2 separate regions of the Mus musculus genome follow, and region 1 is linked to region 2. Evidence: chromatin contacts called from ENCODE POLR2A ChIA-PET data. All regions are on one chromosome and are shown on one strand. Each heading gives the region's core, a stretch centred on a gene start or an enhancer-like site at or near the end of the contact. The rest is flanking DNA. Distances are from core to core; before and after follow the strand shown. Region 1 holds the start of Ccdc84 (coiled-coil domain containing 84). Region 2 holds the start of Hmbs (hydroxymethylbilane synthase).

Region 1 (4,716 bases), core at 96-2,595, 76 kb before region 2:
TCCTACAAAGTACCGCCTCACACAAGAGATGCATTGGGAAAGATACAAGAAAAAGATCGTCTCTACCCAGGCAAAAAGCAGCAAGGAACCACATACGAGGCAAGCATAATATAGAATGGGATTGGCGGGGCACTTTCCAGGGTAGTTTTTGATTGGTGGGATTTTATGGTCTGATCTTGGGCAAACTCCTGGATTGGTGGAATTTTGTGACCTGCTCTAGGAGCAAGCTCAGTGATTGGTGGAATTCTGTGGCATGTTTTTAGGGTAAACTCAGTGATTGGTGGAATTCTATAGTCTGATTTTTTTGGGACAAACTCAGGGATTGGTAGGATTTTGAAGCCTAATACAGGATTTTTTTTTCCTTCCTGCCGGGTGGGGCTTGACTACCTGTATATGCAGGCGCTGGAAACCTGGCCACTCAAGGAACTTAATTGTAAAGATGCTGGGTTTTGTTTCACACAAGCCAAGTTCAGGTGGGAAATGAGCATTTGGTAGAGGAGACTGGCAGGAAAATACTATCAAGTAAGCTTAATTGCAGAGACCTTGGGAGCAGACTGCTTTGAGCAACTTTGGAACAAATGGGGAAAAACATATTGGGTCTGACCTGGGCGGCGTATGACATTATTCTTGTAATGGCGATAGAGCATGATTCACTGTAACCATTCAAGTTTTCAGAATTAGATTTCCCAGCCAATGCTCGGAGAAATGACTTACAGAGAATATTCTTGTGCAGAACACCTTTGAAAATTAAGAATATCACAGTCTGCCGGGCAGTGGTGGCACACGCCTTTAACCCCAGCACTTGGGAGGCAGAGCCAGGCGGATTTCTGATTTCGAGGCCAGACTGGTCTACAAAGTGAGCTCCAGGACCCTTCCTCGAAAAACCAAAAAAAAAAAAAGAATATCACAGTGACTTAGACCCCTGCAGGTCTCAGGGAAGCTGGAGGGGCTGCTTAATACACCTCTCTAGCTTTCCTCAGAGGTCCTCATTTCTTCAGGAGTAGATTTTTTTTTTCCCATGTGTAAAATGCCAATAATCTCACACCACAAAGCATCGACGTGAGGATTCGGTGAGGTCATTAGCACAAAGCACGGGGTCACAGTGTGCGCCCTGAAATTACCAGTTCTGCGTTGTTACGCTAAACTGGGTCTTTGTCAACGCCTGAAAGTGTGCGATCTGAGGTCCTAACTGGCGTGCATTCTTTCTCGTTCTTTCACAAGCTGCCGGGTTTTCTGCGGGTGCGTGGGAGGTGGGGGCCCGGAGTGAATATTCCGCGCAGCCGCAGAACGGATTGCAATAGCGCCTACTGCCTCTAGGGGAACCGGGAGCTCCTAGGTCGCCCCGCCCCGTCCGGCCCGGAAGGGTCAGGGGTCAGTGGGTGGTGACGAGCCGCCGCTGTGTGGGTGTTCCCGGGTCCTGGGTCTATGGCGCCACCGCAGCGATGTCCTCTGTGTCGGCAAACTTTCTTCTGTGGTCGCGGTCACGTCTACAGCCACAAGCACCAGCGGCAGTTGAAGGGGGCTCTGGAGCGGCTTCTACCGCAGGTGCGGACCCGGGGCTGGGGAGGCCAGGAATGTGGGCTGGTTTCAGGGTCCTAGCTGGCTTCTGTCCTGCAGGTGGAGGCCGCCCGCCGGGCCGTCCGCGCCGCCCAGGTGGAGCGCTATGTCCCCGAGCACGATCGGTGCTGTTGGTGCCCGTGCTGTGGCTGCGAAGTGCGAAAACACCTGAGCCATGGCAACCTGACAGTGCTACACGGGGGTCTGCTGGAACATCTGGCCAGGTGACAACTGGAAAACACCCACCTCCCCCGTACAGACAGAGAGTTGTACACACGTGTGGCATGGGAAGTTGAAATTGGGGAGAAGGAAGGTCGACTTTGTGACTTAGTTGGGTTATGGACTGAACTACCTGGCCAACCGTGGAGTTTAGTGGATCTTAGCCCTTCCACGGTCCCAGTGGTGTGGGTGATCTTTCTAGAAAAGCCAGGTTGCTCTCCTCTCACCACCACCACACACTTTATTGGAAGAAAGGAGTCCCAAGATAGAGGTCTTGAAGAGGTTGGTATAAACAATCCTCTTCTCTCTGCCAAGCCCACAGAAGCAACCCAATGGCCAATCTGCATTACTTACCTAGTGCTCTGACATTCGGTACAGTTTTACTCTCTTAATGACTAGCTACGATTACTCTTTCTCTCCATTCTCAGCCCAGAGCACAAGAAAGCCACCAACAAATTCTGGTGGGAGAACAAGGCCAATGCCCAGATGAAAGAGAAGTTTCTGATCTCCCCCCAGGATTATGCACGGTGAGTTACGTGTTCGTGAGTTATCCAGGTCTTTGTCAGGCACAAGAGCTTCTTTTTTTTTTTTTTAAAGTGGTTTTTTTTATGCCATTCTTTTTTTTTTTTTTTTTTTTTTTTAGATTTATTTATTTATTTATTTATTATATGTAAGTACACTGTAGCTGTCTTCAGACACTCCAGAAGAGGGAGTCAGATCTCGTTACGGATGGTTGTGAGCCAACATGTGGTTGCTGGGATTTGAACTCCGGACCTTCGGAAGAGCAGTCGGGTGAGCCATCTCACCAGCCCCACGAGAGCTTCTTTAAATTGGGGAGTTCTGAGGGAGTGTGATGGTCCACATATGTAACCCCAGGACTAGGGAAGCAAAGAATGGATCCTTGAGCAGCCAAAGCCAGTTGAGGCTACAGACAGAACCTTATCTCAAAACAAGAACTAATTGGGGAAACTCAACTCCAGTGTGTTGGTGACCATTTATAGCTCTAGTACCCAGCTGAACCAGGTTAAGGTCCAGGCCAGCACATGTGGTTATGTTTCAGAACACCAAAAATAAGTAAATGTATTGCAAAGTCCAGCAGGGATTTCCTTATAATCTACTGCTATCTAGTGTTTTCATGGTACTTTTTATCAATATACCCTCCAACTTCTGTAGTGAACAGAGCACACTAAAGATGTGATGGCTGGGTTATGGCGCTGTAGGCCTCTAGTCCCAGGTGTTTAGAAGGCTGAGGCAGGAGGACTGCTAGGCTCAGAGGTCAAGAGGGCGTATGATCCTGCATAACTGGAGTCACAGAATGTTGTGAGTGTCCATATGGATGCGTAAATATAGGTGTTTAAAGATCAGCTAGTGCACTGCACCTCTGAGCCGTTTCTCCAGCCTCCATCATAGGATTTTTGATTAGTGAATAAAGATAGATAAAAACTTACTATTGAGGGTAATGAATTGCTGTTTGTTTGGTTAGTTGGTTTTGTGTTTGTTTGTTTGTTTGTTTTTTGAGGCAGGGTCTCTTTGTATCGTCCTGGCTTTCTCTGTAGATCAGGCTGGCCTTGAACTCACAGAGATTTGCCTGCCTCTGCCTCCTGAGTGCTGGGACTAAAGTCGAGTACTACCACATTTGACTCCTCCTTCTAAGTAAGGGAAAGAAAAGGCAAGGTGTGAAAAAGCATACAAGTGCCCTGAACCAAGACAGGATTGCCTAGCTCTGTTTTGAGACAGGATCTCATTATATAATCCATGCTAGCTTCAATCTTAATATCTTCCACTTTCTCAGTGGGGGTATTAGTTAAGCCTTTCTGTGTAGGAATGTCTTGCCTGAATTGTATGTATATATGCCATACGCATGTAGTGCCTGCAGAGGCCAGAAGAGGATGTCACATGCCCTAGAACTGGAGTTACACAGTTGTGAGCCACCATTTGGGTGCTAAAAACCAAAACCAGGTCCTCTCCAAGAATATCAAGTGTTCTTAACCTCTGAGCCATCTCTCCAGCCATTATTTTTTTATTTTTTTTAATTTATTTTTTTATTAGGTATTTTCCTCATTTACATTTCCCAATGCTATCCCAAAAGTCCCCCATACTCACCCCCCCACTCCTCTACCCACCCACTCCCCCTTTTTGGCCCTGGCGTTCCTGTGTACTGGGGCATATAAAGTTTGCAAGTCCAATGGGCCTCTCTTTCCAGTGATGGCCAACTAGGCCATCTTTTGATACATATGCAGCTAGAGTCAAGAGCTCCGGGGTACTGGTTAGTTCATATTGTTGTTCCACCTATAGGGTTGCAGTTCCCTTTAGCTCCTTGGGTACTTTCTCTAGCTCCTCCATTGGGGGCCCTGTGATCCATTATTTTTTATTTTTAATAATTGGGGTATTGTGTGTGAGTTCTCGTGTCCTTGGGAGACCAGAGGTGGTAGTTTCCTGGATCTGGAGTTACAGGCAGCTGTGTTACACCACAGCCTCACATGTGTTGGAAACTGAACTTGGGTTGAATGCAAGAGTAGTATGTGTTTTTAATTTCTGAGCCTTCTCTCCAAGCCAATAGTGGTATTTTTCTTTCTGAGATTGATTATTGGGTGTGTGTATTTGTGTGTTTCCATGTCTGTGTTGGGTATATGCCTCTGAGTACTACTCTACAAGATGGTCAGCAGCATCAAATCCCTCTGGAGTTGGAGTCAGGTTGTTGTCAGCTGCTCAACATGGATGCTGAAAGCTGAACTTGAGTCCACTGGAAGAGTCGGATGTACTTTTTTTTTTGATTTTGTGTGTATGGGGTTTACCTGTGTGTGTGTGTGTGTACACCATTTGTATGTCTGATGCCCTCTAAAACTAGAAGGCATTAGATCCCCAGGAACTAGAGTTACCGTCTCTATGAGACAGGATGTGGATGTGAGGAATCAATCCTGAGTTCTCTAGCATAGCAGC
Region 2 (4,237 bases), core at 792-3,291:
TCTGCAATAGGGTCTGATGCCCTTTTCTGGTGTGTCTAAAGAAGAGAGCAATGGTGTACTCATATACATAAAATAATTTTTTTAAAAAGTAAAAGATAATAAAAATTGAAAAGGAAAAAAATCTTTTTGAGTTGTTCTGTGCAGTGGACTTGAGCGAAGAGGCTGGCTATGTCGCAATCCTAATTCCCGCCCAGAGGAAGGCACCGCCCCGTTGAGGGAGGGCAGCGGACGTGACGCAGAGCTCAGCAGGTCCTGCAGCCGGAGTGAAGTGCGGGCTCGGGCCCCATGTGCCTTCAGTCCCGGCCGGCCCAGGTCGCCGGCTTCTGCAGACACCAGGGGACCGCAGCGGCACTGCCGCGCCTGCGCCCTGGGCGGAGTCATGTCCGGTAACGGCGGCGCGGCCACAACCGCGGTGAGTTCTGAGCCGGTGACCGATGACCCGCACTTCTCGGGGCTTTCTGGGTGCAATGATTGGCCCCGGGTTGCCATGTTCTCGTCGTCTATTGGTCGGAATAGTTAGCTGTCATTTTCCCCCCCCCCCCAAGGTTTTTTTTAAAGGGCCAGTAACTAGGTTGCCCTAAGGCAGGGAAGGAGTGATCTCGAGCAGTGGGGGCGGGGTTGTGAGTGGAAAGGTGGTCCGCCCTGGGATTCCATCCCTGTAGGCTCTGGCTGGATCTCTGTTGTTCCCGGCCAGTAAAGGATTATACACAGACAAGATCCTTTTCACGAAGAAGGGGCTGAGGCAAATCCAGCTATCTCGGAATACGATCCACTTCATTCAGGGGAGAGCACACCCCACTTCTTAAAACTGTATACAAACATCTTGGAGGTTACACGCCTTCTCCCGTTCACCGTTATGAAGTCACCCAGCCTTAGCCACCCACAAAAGTCCTAGTAGAGACACACCTGAATTGCTATTGTGAGCGGGGGAACCCACCCCTGGGCCTTGTCATTTCTGGCCTGCCTGGAAAGTTCTGAACTTGTGGGCAGGCTGCCTGAGATAAGGCTGAGCTGGGAAGCCTGCTTATCTCCTGCCCAGGCAGTAAGCAGTAGTCTTGGCTATGAAAACATTTTTAGAGCACAGGGTTAGGGTAGGAAGGCCTGGATTTCAGCACCCACTTTCTGTCTGTTCATAGCTGTGAGATGTTTAGACAGTAATTTGACCACTCTGCATCTTTGCTTCTGTGACACGGGTGGAAGTACCTACCCTGTCTAACCTAGTAGGGTTGTTGCAAGGACAATATGCAGACACGGCTCAAATGCTGTTCTGGGTCAATTAATTAAAAAACAAATTGTTTGAACTTAGCAATTCCTTTCTATGGGCTCCCTGTTGTCCGAAATTTCTGTGTTATTTCAAGCCCAGCTAAATTGCAAAGGCTATCTCAGAGTCGTTTGTTGGAGGGATCTTCAGCAGTGGAGTAGACTGGAGTCCAAGAGCAAGTTTTCACCTTCAGTGACCAAGAACTTGAGTGTCTGGTTATAGAAGAACCTGTGAGATGAGGAACCTGGTGCAGGGAAGGGGGACAATCTGTACAGTGACTCCTGTCCCCTTTGTATCAGACTGCAGAACCCAGTTCTACCTGCTTGGCCCTAGACACCTTTATCCAAGGCGCCTTAACAAAAGAAAGAGGTGTGTCCTTTTGAGCTCTTGGCTCTGGCTTAAGACACCAGAGGAAGCCAGTAGGCAATGACTGTTAGGCAGTTTATTCTTGTAGTCTTCTGGGACTTCTTGAGGCATGAGGTGGCCTTTAATTTAACAAGCCCTTGATGGGATGATGTTCCCAAAGTCACCCAGCCAAGGGCATGAAAGGGCTGTACATTAGCTTGGTTGATTTCAGTCCTTGTTAGGAGTACATCCTGGTGGTACTAAGGGATGCTTAGTGACTCACCCAGGGCTTAGTGAGGCCTTCTCAAGTGCCTGAGTTGTTGTGGACAGTGAGCTTGTTCTCTAGCAATGGGAGGCTTCGGCTGTCCTGCCCCAGCTTCTGTAGGCCCCACCCTCCAGCAGGGCCCACCCTCACTGTGCCGAGGCTGATGGGCCTTATCATTTTGCCCACCTGGCTGTGTGCAGCCCTCCCACTCAGAACCTCCTTGGCCAGGCTGGGCTTTGGGGCTCAGTGTCCTGTTGCTGCTGCCACAACAGATCCTATTACAGCTTTTCCTCTGGTCTTGCTTCTCTGGATCCCGTAGGAGGGCAGAAGGTACCAAGGAAGATTCAAGGACCAGTCCTGGGAGTCTCTCCTTCCTAGCAGCCTCACCTGCCTAGGACCTGGGAGTCCTCTTTCCTAAGCCTGTGATCCTAGTTCTTTGAATGAGGAAAAGATCGTAACCTAGGGACTTTCTTCTGCAGGAAGAAAACGGCTCAAAGATGAGGGTGATTCGAGTGGGCACCCGTAAGAGCCAGGTGAGTACAGACATAGCGCGTTGTCTCAAGAATTGTAATGCTCACAGGGTCACTAGTGGGACCCAGAGACTCACAGGGTCACTAGTGGGACCCAAAGGCTAGCATTGAGCAAATAAGAGTGTGTGAGAGTCGATTTCATGGGGTACAGAAAAGAGAGTCTCTGGAGCAGGGAAATGATTGGGGTACAGAGAAGGGACTCTCAGGGCAGGCCTCATGTGAGAAGTCTAACCCCTTTCATTGCTTTCTTGGTCCATATGAGGGTCTGAGCCTGGGCCAGTGGCCAGGGGAGGTGAGAAACCATCTGACTCTCTTTCCCCAGCTGGCTCGCATACAGACCGACACTGTGGTGGCGATGCTGAAAGCCTTGTACCCTGGCATACAGTTTGAAATCAGTAAGTTTTCTTGAGAGGAGTGATTGGTAGTGAACGGGAAGCCAGTGAACCGGAGGACAGGGCATCTCTGGCTTTGCCTGTGGTCAAAGCCTGCCTTGTAAGACTATTCTGGCTGCTTGTGAAGGGAAAGAAAGATTGTCTCCTGTGCACATCTCCTCCAGCTGCCCGGGCTAGCCTGACATTTCATACTTTCTGCTTTGGGTTCTTTTATGAGTATGTCTGCTTTTTCTGTCGGTGTGTGTATCTGAGAGAGTAGGGGCTGGGTCTTCTATGCCTCAGACTCCACTGTGAATCCAGTCAAGGCCTGAACGAGGGGTGACTCAGTAGGTGTTAATGGGTATCTGATTGACTCTCTCCTCAGTTGCTATGTCCACCACGGGAGACAAGATTCTTGATACTGCACTCTCTAAGGTAACGCCAGTCCTTGTCCCCATTCTTCTTGTCCCTCTCCCACGTGTAAGGGGTTCACTCTGAGGCTCTCTCTTGCCTGGCAGATTGGAGAGAAGAGCCTGTTTACCAAGGAGCTAGAAAACGCCCTGGAAAAAAACGAGTGAGTGAGGATGGAGGAATGTGGTACCCCGAGCCTAGAACCCCAAAGTGGCTCCCCAATATTGGCAGGACTGTCGGGTTAGACTGTGGAGCTCACAGGCTTTCACAGAGGAGAGAGCCTTGCCTTGGAGTAGCCTAACTACCTGGGGAATCAGACTGTCTGGGGAAATGGGGTAGAGTAGTTGAGAAGAGACCAGGTCTTAGATCTTAAGATGCTATCTTCCTGAACGGTCAAGGATGCTGGGGTGGGTGGTGGAGGTAAGGTCACCTACTCAAAGCCTCTCTCTGTGTCCTCCCCATGTCGTCTCCAGAGTGGACCTGGTCGTTCACTCCCTGAAGGATGTGCCTACCATACTACCTCCTGGCTTTACTATTGGAGCCATCTGCAAGTAAGCGGGGAGGACATGCATGGGAGGGAGGGCCCTGGGCAGGATTAATCCTACTGTGGGAATCTTTGAGTTTTTTTTTTTGTTTTGTTTTGTTTTGTTTTTTTTTCCATTTGGAACTTGACCGCTTAGCCCTCTGTTTTGAAGGTTGTCAGACATAGTGTGGCAGGAAAGCCAATTGGTTGACTATTTAGAGTTTGTGGAGTTGGGCTCAGTGGCACGGACCTGAAATCCCAGCTACTGGGGAGGCTAAGACAGGATCAGAGATTCTGGGCCAGCCTGGGCTACAGAGGGATTTGAACCAGCCCGAGGAACTTAGATTGTGCCTTAGGGGCACCAGAAGGCTGGCTTACAGTGGCTTAGGTGGTAAAGGCATTTGCTGTCAAGCCAATGACCTGAGTTCAGTCCGTGGGGTGCACTTGGTGAAAGAAGAGGGTTGAATCCCACAAGTTGTCATCTGACTCATGCATACATGCTGTAGAATGTTTATGCTCCTCATCTCATCA

What was found. ChIA-PET counts read pairs that join two places held with the same protein, here RNA polymerase II (POLR2A).
Region 1: POLR2A ChIA-PET joins it to region 2 with 17 read pairs in embryonic stem cell. The contact joins the promoter of Ccdc84 here to the promoter of Hmbs in region 2. POLR2A ChIA-PET finds 5 or more read pairs at or near these places in 4 of 5 experiments (Patski and embryonic stem cell).

The regions. Positions count from the first base shown.
Region 1 is chr9:44,414,698-44,419,413 of GRCm38, reverse strand. It overlaps Ccdc84 (coiled-coil domain containing 84), which reads left to right and starts at 1,345. Exons shown (of 11, transcript NM_201372.4): 1 at 1,345-1,545; 2 at 1,618-1,781; 3 at 2,205-2,303. The coding sequence starts at 1,426.
Region 2 is chr9:44,340,185-44,344,421 of GRCm38, reverse strand. It overlaps Hmbs (hydroxymethylbilane synthase), which reads left to right and starts at 2,041. Exons shown (of 14, transcript NM_001110251.1): 1 at 2,041-2,201; 2 at 2,351-2,404; 3 at 2,724-2,796; 4 at 3,158-3,207; 5 at 3,291-3,346; 6 at 3,657-3,734. The coding sequence starts at 2,369.